Linked DNA regions of Mus musculus: region 1 is linked to region 2. The links are chromatin loops, found by intact Hi-C in ENCODE. Cell type or tissue: heart. All regions are shown on one strand. Links, peaks and the distances in the headings refer to the core of each region. The heading gives the core; the rest is flanking DNA.

What was found. Hi-C counts contacts between places; a loop is a spot of excess contacts. Peaks named below come from ENCODE experiments on the same cell type or tissue, not always from the same donor. Only the 100,000 strongest peaks of a DNase experiment are listed, where the experiment ranks them.
Region 1: a loop joins it to region 2, with 4 times the contacts of the local background. A loop is called at or near these places in 21 of 42 quality-filtered maps.

The regions. Positions count from the first base shown.
Region 1 is chr2:69,632,768-69,638,143 of GRCm38, reverse strand. No RefSeq gene overlaps it. Among named protein-coding and RNA genes, the nearest start is that of Bbs5, 12 kb to the left of the region's middle. In heart, for the core only: CTCF peaks have their summits at 2,139 (motif pointing left) and 2,994 (motif pointing left); no DNase peak of the experiment used is centred there; H3K4me3 peaks cover 611 bases; H3K27ac peaks cover 642 bases; H3K27me3 peaks cover 254 bases.
Region 2 is chr2:69,788,489-69,793,864 of GRCm38, reverse strand. Ccdc173 (coiled-coil domain containing 173) reads left to right here and starts at 4,379. Exons shown (of 9, transcript NM_001077684.1): 1 at 4,379-4,450. The coding sequence starts at 4,402. It overlaps Phospho2 (phosphatase, orphan 2), which reads right to left and starts at 4,128. Exons shown (of 4, transcript NM_028521.2): 1 at 3,909-4,128; 2 at 3,544-3,579; 3 at 1,374-1,528. In heart, for the core only: a CTCF peak has its summit at 3,377; DNase peaks (open chromatin) are centred at 3,384 and 4,244; H3K4me3 peaks cover 1,680 bases; H3K27ac peaks cover 1,221 bases.

The DNA of each region.
Region 1 (5,376 bases), core at 258-5,257, 160 kb after region 2:
AGCAAGCCTTCTATCACATCTGACTTCAGAACTGTACTCTGGGCAGTTGTGAATAGCACAGTGTGGAGCTGGGAATTGAACTTAGTCCTCTGGGAGAGCAGCAAGTGCTTATTTGCTGAGCCATCTGTCCAGCCCTGCTTGCTCGATTTTATTCTACTAAACTGGTAAAAGTGAGAGCAGGTTTGATGTTTTTGTTCCTGCAGGTAGGGGGGAAATGGTTGTTTCTCAAGAACAGTTAGAGAGGGCTGGAGAGATGGCTCAGTGGTTAAGAGTACTGACTGTTCTTCCAGAGGTCCTGAGTTCAATTCCCAGCAACCACATGGTAGCTCACAGCTATCTGTAAAGGGATCTGACGCCCTCTGTAAAGGGATCTGATGCCCTCTTCTGGTGTGTCTGAAGACAGCGATAGTGTACTCACATACATAAAATAAATAGATCTTACAGCAGTGAGAACAAGGAGGCTGGAGAGATGGCTCAGTGATTACAACTGCTGCTATTCCAGAGGACCTGAGTTTGATTCCCAGCACCACATAGAGTGGCATCACTATGATCTGTAGCTCCAGTTCCAGATCTGATGCCTTCTTCTAGCCTCTGAGAGCACCAGGCATTCACGTGGTGCACAGAGATGAAAGCAAATATTCATACACATAAAATAAAGTTAAGGAATAAGAAGTCCTTTATGGTATGAGATTATACATGAAACAAACCAAAACTGTTTGTATGCTTATTTCTGGGTTTTTGCTTATACCTCGTGGAGCCCAAGAGGAAGAGTCATGGTCAGGTAGATGATGCAAAGATGGTTGTGTGCTGCTCCCCTTAGCAATAGTAGACAGACATAACTCCCAGCAGCACCAGGACACAGGGCTGTTATGTGGTTTCCCACACTAAGTAACTATAAGAAGCTGTTCAGCAGCAGAAAGTTCTCAGCCAACCTCCTGCTTTGTAGTCGGGCTTGCGAAGCCAATGCTTATGTGCTCTTGTCTTACATAGGGTTCTATTGCTGTGAAGAGACACTGTGACCAAGGCAACTCTTATAAAGGAAAGCATTCCACTGGGGCTTGGCTTATGGTTTCAGAGGTTTAGTCCATTATCATCATGGTGGGGAAACATGGCAGCCTCAAGCCAGACATGGCGCTGGAGAAGGAGCTGAGAGCTCTACACCTGGATCCACAGGCAGCAGAAGTGAATGCCACACTAGACCTGGCTTGAGCATACAGGAGATCTCGAAGCCCACCCCACAGCGACACACTTCCTTCAACCAGGCCACACCTACTCTAACAAGGCCACACCTCATAATAGTGCCACACCCTGTGGGCCAAGCATTTAAGCACATGTGTCTTAGGGGCCAAACCTATTCAAACCACCACAGCTTGGAACCATCTTGCTAACCCTGTTTGTTTGTTTTTAGAGACATGCATCAGTATTTATTGCAGGCTAGCCTTGCTGTCTCAGCTCAAATGATCCTCCTTGTAATTGGTCCTTCCAAGTAGCTGGGACTACAGGTGCCTATGCCTTGGCTACAAATTATGTCAATATTATCTCTATTTAAAAACCCACACAACCCCTAGGAGAAAAATATAGTGCTCTTCTGCCGATTAAAAGGATAACTGGGAGGTTGGCAATAGCCTTTAATCCCAGCATTGGGGAGGCAGAGGCAGGGGAATCTCTTGAGTTTGAGGCTAGCCTGGTCACTGGCCAGAGTGAGTTCCAGGAAAGCCAGGGCTTCCAGGACAGCCAGGGCTACACAAACAAAAACTGTCTCAAACACACACACACACACACACACACACACACACACACACACAAACAAAAAATGGGGATTCGGGGGGGGGGGGGTATCGTATTGGGGAAATACACTTGCTGCCAAGGCTGATAATCTAAGTTTGATATAGATAACCCAAATGGTAGAAGGGCCAACAACTAAAAATTACCCCATGCCAGCCAGAAGAGCAAGCTCTCCCCCACAAACAAAGAAACTTTTTTTTTTTTAACAAAAGTTTTTTAAAGGGAGAGGGGGCACACTGGCTGGCTCAGTGAGGAAGACCACTGGAGTTCTTCCGGAGGATCAGGGTTTGGCACCAAGCACCCACATGGTGGCTAACAACCGTCAACTCCAGTTTTAGAGAAACAAATGCCCTCTTGTGGCCTCATCAGGCATTGCATGCACATGGTCCACAGCCATGCCTGAAGGCAAAGATAACCATACAAATAAAAATAAATTTAAAGGGAGGTTAATTAATTCAAAACTTTAAGGAGCCGGGCGTGGTGGTGCACGCCTTTAATCCCAGCACTCAGGAGGCAGAGGCAGGCGGATTTCTGAGTTCAAGGCCAGCCTGGTCTACAGAGTGAGTTCCAGGACAGCCAGGGCTACACAGAGAAACCCTGTCTCGAAACTCCCCCTCCCCCCAAAAAACCCCACAAAACTTTAAGGAAACACTCTTTTTGACACTTCCTTCTCACACCATGAGCAGGACTTAGTTCTTTTAAGAGGACTTTGTGGGTTGGCAAAATAAGTACGAAAAAATGTGCTTACCTTGAAGCCAGCCCTTCTGAAAAGTTGGGAAGTACTCACAAACAGGTGCCAACTCCACAGAGTTGTCCTCTGACACAGGGGCAACACACACACACACACACACATTTTTATATGCATGAGTGTTTTCCCAGCATGTACATTTTTATAACACGTTTGAAGTTCTGGATGATTGTGAGCCACTGTGTGGATACTGAGAATCAAAATCAGCTCCTCGGCAATAGCAACAAGAGCTCTTAACCTCAACGCCAATTCTCCAGGCTCTCCCCTCCCCCCTCCACACCCCCTCCCCCACCCCCGCCACCCCAAATGCTAATTTTAAAGGGGGAAAAAAAGACACAGGAAAAAAACAAAACAAAAGAAAACAAAACAAAAAAACAACAGGAAGGGTGGCGGGGGAGGAGCGTCGTTGAAGTTTTTCTCTAGGACAATAGTGACACCGTGTGGCCAGTTCTTAGGACAGCAGTTACGAAGCGGAGTGAGTGTTGATTATACACTGGAATGCAAAAATCACTGTTAACTACATCAAGCAGACTTCAGATAGAATTCAGAGAGTTTATGGAGACCTAGCATTTGTGAGGACTATGCCGGTTCTTTTACAGATGTCTTTATTATATTGTTCTGTATTTTCTCAGATGATCAGGGACTAAATTAATTCTGCTGTGTTTATATAGTAAAGCAATCCTGCAGTTGTAAGCAAATGTATGTTAGTGTATTCTAGGGAAATTGGTTTTAAATATTCATTCATTCATTCATTCATTCATTCACTCATTCATTCACTCATTCATTCATTCAAAGATGGGCTCCCACTCCAGTCAGGCTGCCTTTGGATTCATTATATAGCCCATTTGTAATTCTCCTGCCTCATCCTGCCCAGTAATAAGATTACAGGCACGAGCCTCCACCTAGTTGACAGACCCCTTGCTTTGCTAACCTGCTTCCCATAGGGACTACACAACACATTCTGGCATGCAGAGGGACTGACTTTGTCCTAGCTTTAATAGTCCACCCCACCCCCTTTGGTAGTTGCCATTTCTTCAAATACAGTTTATTCACTCAGTTAAAATAATAACTTTAAAAGATGAAAGTAGCATTGAGGTGCAGTGTGCACACCTGTAGTACCAGCACTGCGAAGTGGAGGCAGGAGAACCCTGAATTCAGGCCATCCTTATGAAAGAGGAAATAGAGACAAAGAAAGTGAGAACTAGAATCATCCTCCCAGAGCACAGCACATGGAGGCAGCAGAATCCGAAATTCAAGGTCATCCTCAGACACACAGGGAGTTTGAAGACAACCTGGGCTGTGTGAGACCTGTCTAAAACAGACAGACAGACAGACAGACAGACAGACAGACAGACAGACACATTAAAGAGAACACAAGCACCTAACCAGGGTAAATTTTTTCTATTCATCCACTAGACATTTTAGTAAATACATTGTTACTGTGAATGTGTGCTTGGTGATGTGTGGTCAAATGTGCCACAGTGGGTGTGCAAAGATCAGGGACAGCTTTGTGGAGTTGGTTTTCTCCTTCTGCCTTTATGTGGGTTCCAGGGATTGAACTCCGGTTGCCAGATGGAGCAGCAATAACCTTCTGAGCCATCTCACTGTCTGCATCTCTCCTTCCCCGTGGCTGGTGAGACGGCATAAAGCAGCATCCTGGACGCTTCTTTGGAACTATGTTTGACGTCCATGATGATTGGGAAGTGCTCAGTATATAAACATGCCTGGTAATGAACCGCAGGGAGCTGGAGACACACATGAGGCCAGGGTGATTTACAGCATCGTTTATAAAGCAGGATACAGGAATTGAGTTGGTTGAGACCTTAGAGGTTAAGTAGACCAGTCTCCTACTCAGGAAGTAATCCTGCCAACAATAATCTTGACATGCGGTTATTTAACATCTGCTGGAACAATCTCAGTGATTCCCAGGAGTAGAAAGCTCCCTGCCTCTCTAGGCACGTCATTCCCAACTCGAATGATCCCAGAGTCTTTCTTCAGTGATTTGAGGTCTGTCTTCTTGCAGCTAGGGGTTTTTCTCAGGCTGCCTCAGTAAACTAGTGGGCACCTTTCCTAACTTAGTAGATAGGTTACTGTGTAAATTTCTCTCCCCTCCAGGCTAAATGTACCCAGGCTTAGCATCCCCTAACCGTTTTTTGGTCACTTCCTTGGCTACTTCTCATTTTGTCAATGTCCCAGTAAAACGGATGTGATGGACACAGTCTTTGTTATGGTTTTTGTTCTTGCTTTTCTTGATATCGAGTCTCCTGCAGCTGAGGCTCACCTTGGAGTTTGGACCCTTCTGCCTCCGCCACCCAAGTGCTGGGATTGCAGGGATGTTCGCCAATGTCCTGTTTATGTGATGCTGGGGTAGAATTCAGGGCTTTGTGTGAGCTGGGTAAGCATTGTAGAAACAGCCTTACATGAAATCTCATTACTTTAGTGTGTGGAAGGCTTGTGATTGTGTGTGGATTTTAGATTCCTGTTAATGCTGCTTAAGTCATTTGGTGGTTACACAACTCCCTTTCCATATATTTATTTTTAAAGAATCGACGCACAGTAAACATGACTATTTTTGAGAAAGAGTCTCACTATGTAACTCAGGCTGGCTTACATACCTCACATTGGCTGAGAATTTGCCATCCTTCTCAACTTCTAGGGTGCTGGAATTACAGACATGTACTAGCACACCCAGTTAACGTTGACATTTTTTTAAATGTGTGGTTGTAAAAGACACATATGTAAGTTGGATGGTGGTGGCACACACATTTAATCCCAGCACTTGGGAGGCAGAAGCAGGCAGATATCTGAATTTGAGGCCAGCCTGGTCTACAAAGTGAGTTCCA
Region 2 (5,376 bases), core at 298-5,297:
ACTTCCTGGGTTTGATGTTATTGGTGAGGGGAGGTTTCTGAGACAGAGCTCTGTCTGGAGCCCAGGCTGTCCTTAAACTTGTGATTCTCCTGTTTAGCCTCGTATGTGCTGGGATTCCAGGCATGAACCAACATACCCAGCTGTTGGTATGAATTTAGATGCCATACTATGTTCTGGCATGTGAGTTTTGTGTTTCTAAATATCTAATCCAGGTATCATTGGCTGCCAGAGGTTTAAGTGGGAAACTCACTCTCACATACAAATAATTCAGTAAATAACAGTGAGACGAGCCGGACATGGTGGTGCACGCCTTTAATCCCAGCACTTGGGAGGCAGAGGCAGGCGGATTTCTGAGTTCGAGGCCAGCCTGGTCTACAAAGTGAGTTCCAGGACAGCCAAGGCTACAGAGAAACCTTGTCTCAAAAAACCAAAAACCAACCAACCAACCAAACAACAACAGTGAGGCAAAACTGATGATCACTGATCACTTAAGAACATTTCAGTTAACTAGGCAGTGGTGGCACACCCTTTTAATTCCAGCAGAGGCAGAGAGATCTGAGTTCAAGGCCAGCCTGGTCTATAGGGTGAGTACCAGGACAGCCAGAGCTACTTGAAAAATCCATGTCTTGAACCCTCCCCTCCCCCACAAAAAAGAACATTTAAATTAAATATACTGCCTTAGGGCTTCCATTGCTATGAGGAGACACCATGACCAACGCAACTTTTATAAAGCACAACATTTAACTGGGGATGGCGGCTGCCTCACAGGTTCTGAGGTCTCGTCCATTATCACCATGGTGGGAAGAATGCCAGTGTCCAGGCAGGCATGATGCTGGAGGAGCTGAGAGTACTATATCCTATCCCAAAAGCAAACAGAAGGCCGTTTTCTAGGCAGCCGAGGAAGGTCACATCCACACCAGGTGGAGCTTCAAAGTCCACCCCCACAGTGATGCACTTCCTCCAATAAGGCCACACCTTCTAATAGCATCACTTCCCATGGGCCAACCATATTCAAACTACCACACATACCTTATGGAGATTCACAGAGTATGATTTTAAAAAGTTTTCTAGGGATGTATACATAGTTCAGAGGGAGAGACTGCCTAACATGTGCGACACCTCAGTTTTATCTCCAGCACCATATTAAAAGAAAAATTTTCCCTAACAAATTAGTGAATTTTTAAAATTTGGTTGGTTTTTTGAAACAGAGTTTCTCTGTGTAGCCTGGCTGTCCGGGAACTCACTCAACAGACCAGGCTGAGAAGAATATGAGTGAAGTAAACTCACATTTAAAGTTAATCTAAGAGTATTTTTTTCTCAATTTTAGATTTTTTTCCTGTCTTGTAAACATATTTTTTATTAAAACCACTTACCCAAACTGGTACTTGCAGTCCAATTAATGCTACTTCAGCACAGAGGTTAGGCCACTGCAGTCTTCAATTTGCCAGCTGTTTGTAAACATTACTCCAGTTCTGTATGCAGAGAAATTGCTCTGATATGCAGCAAAGGAACAAAGACTTTTTAACTCCTAAAATTAATAGAAATATTTTAAAGGTTCAAAATTTATTTTTTCTAATTAGATTCATCTTCTTCATATAAAAAAAAAAAAACCCCAAAAAACAAAAAACAAAAACAGCCAGGCGTGGTGGCACATGCCTTTAATCCCAGCACTTGGGAGGCAGAGGTAGGCGGATTTCTGAATTTGAGGCCAGCCTGGTCTACAGAGTGAGTTCCAGGACAGCCAGGGATACACAGAGAAACCCTGTCTCGAAAAACAAAAAACAAACAAAACAAAACAAAACATGTACTAGCAATGAAGAAACAATTTGATTATACATATATACTTGGAATAAATACTAAAAAAAGAATGCCATAAAAATATTTTATCTGATTAATAAAATCATAAGTATGAAGTCAACTGAATATCATTTCAGTTTTTCTCATTAAAAGGGAAACACTATTATTTTATTTATATTCAGCTATGAGTGATGTACTTAAAATAGAAATCTACAAAACTTAAGGAAGTTCACAGACCAACTTTTAACAATGTCAATTTACCAGGGAACTCTTTTACTAAAGTTTGAAAATTTGAAAACCAGACCAGTAATCCCAGCACTCAGGAGGCTGAGGCAGACATAATGCTGCACTGTTGGACGCAGCTTCGGTTACGCAGTGTCAAGTGTGCAGTGTGAAGAGGGCCAGTGAGCAGAGAGGATGGGGAACCCCTTGCTGAACGAGTCTGACAAGTTCAGTGTGAGATCCTCAAGACACCCCCACAGGGGAAGAGGACTCCAAATGCTTGCCGTCTGACTAGTACACCATCACACTCACTCAATACACACACAGTAACACATTTTATTAACAAAATCAAAACAGTATTCTCAGGGCTGGAGAGATGGCTCACTGGGTAAGAGCCCATGTTGCTCTTCTCAGAACCCAAGTCAGGTGGGACAATTTTAGCTCCAGGGGACTTAATGTCTCTAGATGCCATGGCTGTTACATTCGAGTACACACACACATACACCCCAAAGAAGTAAATAAATAAGGGGCTGGAGAGGCAGCTGAGCAGTTAAGAACATTGACTGTTTTTGTAGAAGATCCAAGTTTTGGTGGCTTATCACTACTTGTAACTGAAGCTCCAGGGGGGTCTGACAGCCCTAGTCTCTTTGGGCACCTTCAATCATGTGCACTTACTCTCACACAAACACATATACAAACATACACATAACTAAGTATAGCACGCATAAAATGGTTTATGGACAGTGGCCAGATCTTAATGAGTGGTTTAATTGTCATTTGTGGGTTTTTGTTTGTTTGTTTCTGATTTTGTTTTTAAAATATCTCAATAGTCATTTAAATTCTGTTTCCAATTAGGGTGCAAAAGAGCTTCGAGACAAAAAAAAAAAAAAAAAAAAAACAACAACAACAAAAAAAAAACCCAACCCCCCCCCCAAAAAAAAAAAACTAGTTCTAGACCAACTTGTATGGAAAAGGCACTTGCAATCGGGAGTTTCAAGTCAAATATGAGACCCTATTTGAAATATAAGACCATATGAGAACGTTACTGAGATATTTTATGAGGTTCAATACTTGTAACTAATTTGGTAAAACTCCTGATAATTTTCACTGAGAGACGTGGTCTACACAGCTTCTGCCTTCTAAGTTATATACTCTGCCCCAGTTGCTTCAAGGATAACTCTAGAGTGAACAGGTTAAAGGGCACCTGTGTTGTCCCTTGTGGTGAGGTCCCTCAGCTCAGAGTTTCTGTCCCGTGAAGGAACTTCCTGCTCACTCTGCGTTATCTTGTGGGAAGAGGGCCTTAGGAAGAGAAAGGTACAATTTGCTGGGGATGCAGCTAGCACTGTGTAATTCACCGATCTCTCGCTAGGCGTCGTGCTCCCTCACAAACTATGCAAGCGGCTGTTGGCCTACAAAGACAGTTCAATCCCTGACCTTTCCAGCCCTGCGGAGCTTTCAACTCGCTTAGCACAAGTACACAAAAGTTCCGTCTCCAGAAATTTTTATTAATCCTTCCATACTTACCAGCATTATTACAGTGGAACATCTCTGATAGAAAACCTGAGGAGAGATAGCACAACTATGCATTAGAACGTTCATTATTGAAAGTCGCACTTCCTTTAATTTAGTAATGAAATCAGCTGTACAGCGATATGTCAGGAGAGCCTCTGCTGAGATCAAGTGCCAGTCCACTTTTTGTGTCATTAGAGACTGACTGGTTCCCGAAGTACACTAATTACAAGTTATTTACCAAGCAGTTTAATGTATGTTAAAGGTATCAACGCGAATGTTCTGGGGACAACATTCAAGTTTTAATAGTCCTACGTAACAACTGACAGGGTCTCATATAGTCCTGACTATGCCTCATAAATCAAATCATTTAAAAACACCTTTTCTGTCCTTTAATCCTTGTGGCTCGGTGGTCAAAGGGCTGTCCTTCACCTCAGCCAGCGGGGCGCAGAGTAGAAGCTCGCACCCAGCCTGGGCCTCGACTCGCACACCGGCCGGTTCCAAACTAGCGCAGCGAGTGAGAAAAGCGGCAGCGGCCGAGCGGGACCGAGGGCTCCTCACTGACCCAGGCCTGGGTCGCAGCGGGCCGCCAGCATCAGCACCAGCGTCGGCCGGTTGGTTCTCGTGCCTTACGCAGCCGGTGAACTGCTAGCGCCGGCTCGCCCACTGCTCTGCACTGCGCACGCGCACACCCGGGCTTCGGGCCTCGGTTCAGCCGCGGACAGGGCTCCTTCCTGGTTCCTGGATTGGAGACTGACGTCACTTCCGGCGTGGTTGCTAAACAACCAAATGGTTTAGTTATCGCTCAGTAGCTGACTTCAGCTTGGAAGTAGTATCACCTGCTCTGGACTCGCGGGATCAGCTTTGTTAAAGATGCAGGTGCGCTTTGGACGGCGCTCCGGGCAGGCGAAGGAAAGCCAAGGTGAGCTGCCTTGGCCCGTGCCGGAGCTGGGGTTGTTGTTTCTAGAACCCCAGCATAGGGTGACAAAGTGAGGGCTTCGGTTGCCTTTTGAAATGGGCTTTAACCAAGTCGAAAGCAGTCCCAGCAAGCATCCTTGGAAGTTAGGCAGGTTGGCCTTCAGGTGAATGAGTGGAAAAAGGAAAGAGGACTAGGGGAGCGTAGCAGTAGAAAGAATAGACTAGGAGTAGAATAGGGGTAGAAAAGGCAGCAGTTAGAGCCTTACCCCAGCTGTAACTCGTCAGACACTCGGGGCACTTAAGCTTTGTAATTCGTTGAATAAATTTTGGAATGCCGTTTGGAAATGTTATTGACCTATCAAAATCTTTATAATGTTGCAGACCTGCTGAGTAATCTTTTCTAAAGCTCACGGAAAAACCTCAGTTCTTTCCACGCTAAAGTTAAAATTCTCCCCTAGTCAAATGCTTTGATAATGTAAAAAAAAAAAAAAAAATGATAATGAGGTAATTAAAGTGACCAATTAAAGTGACCTAAGATTTGATTTTTTTTCAAAGATGTGAGCAAGTAGGACTTCTAAAAACAAAGTCTTTCCACAAGTTTAATTGTTGTCATGGTAACTAATAGATTCTTGGAAATTTGAACTATCTTCACGTTTTGCTTGAGTTCTGTAGCAATAGCACCCTACCCCCACCCTGCACCCTAGGATAGACACAATCTGGTCAGTGGGAACATTAGGAAATTTGATTCATACACAAGGACATTGTAAAAGTAATTTTTATTCACCAGATGTAACTGTTGTCTTGGAGGCTTACTGCTGAATAAGCTCACCCTTTCTAGTTCTTTCTGAACTCTGGCCTCGATGGTTCAACACAGGTGTTCTGGCCCAAACTCCTCTGCAAGCTGACTGATTCAAACTGGCTTCTCTCAGC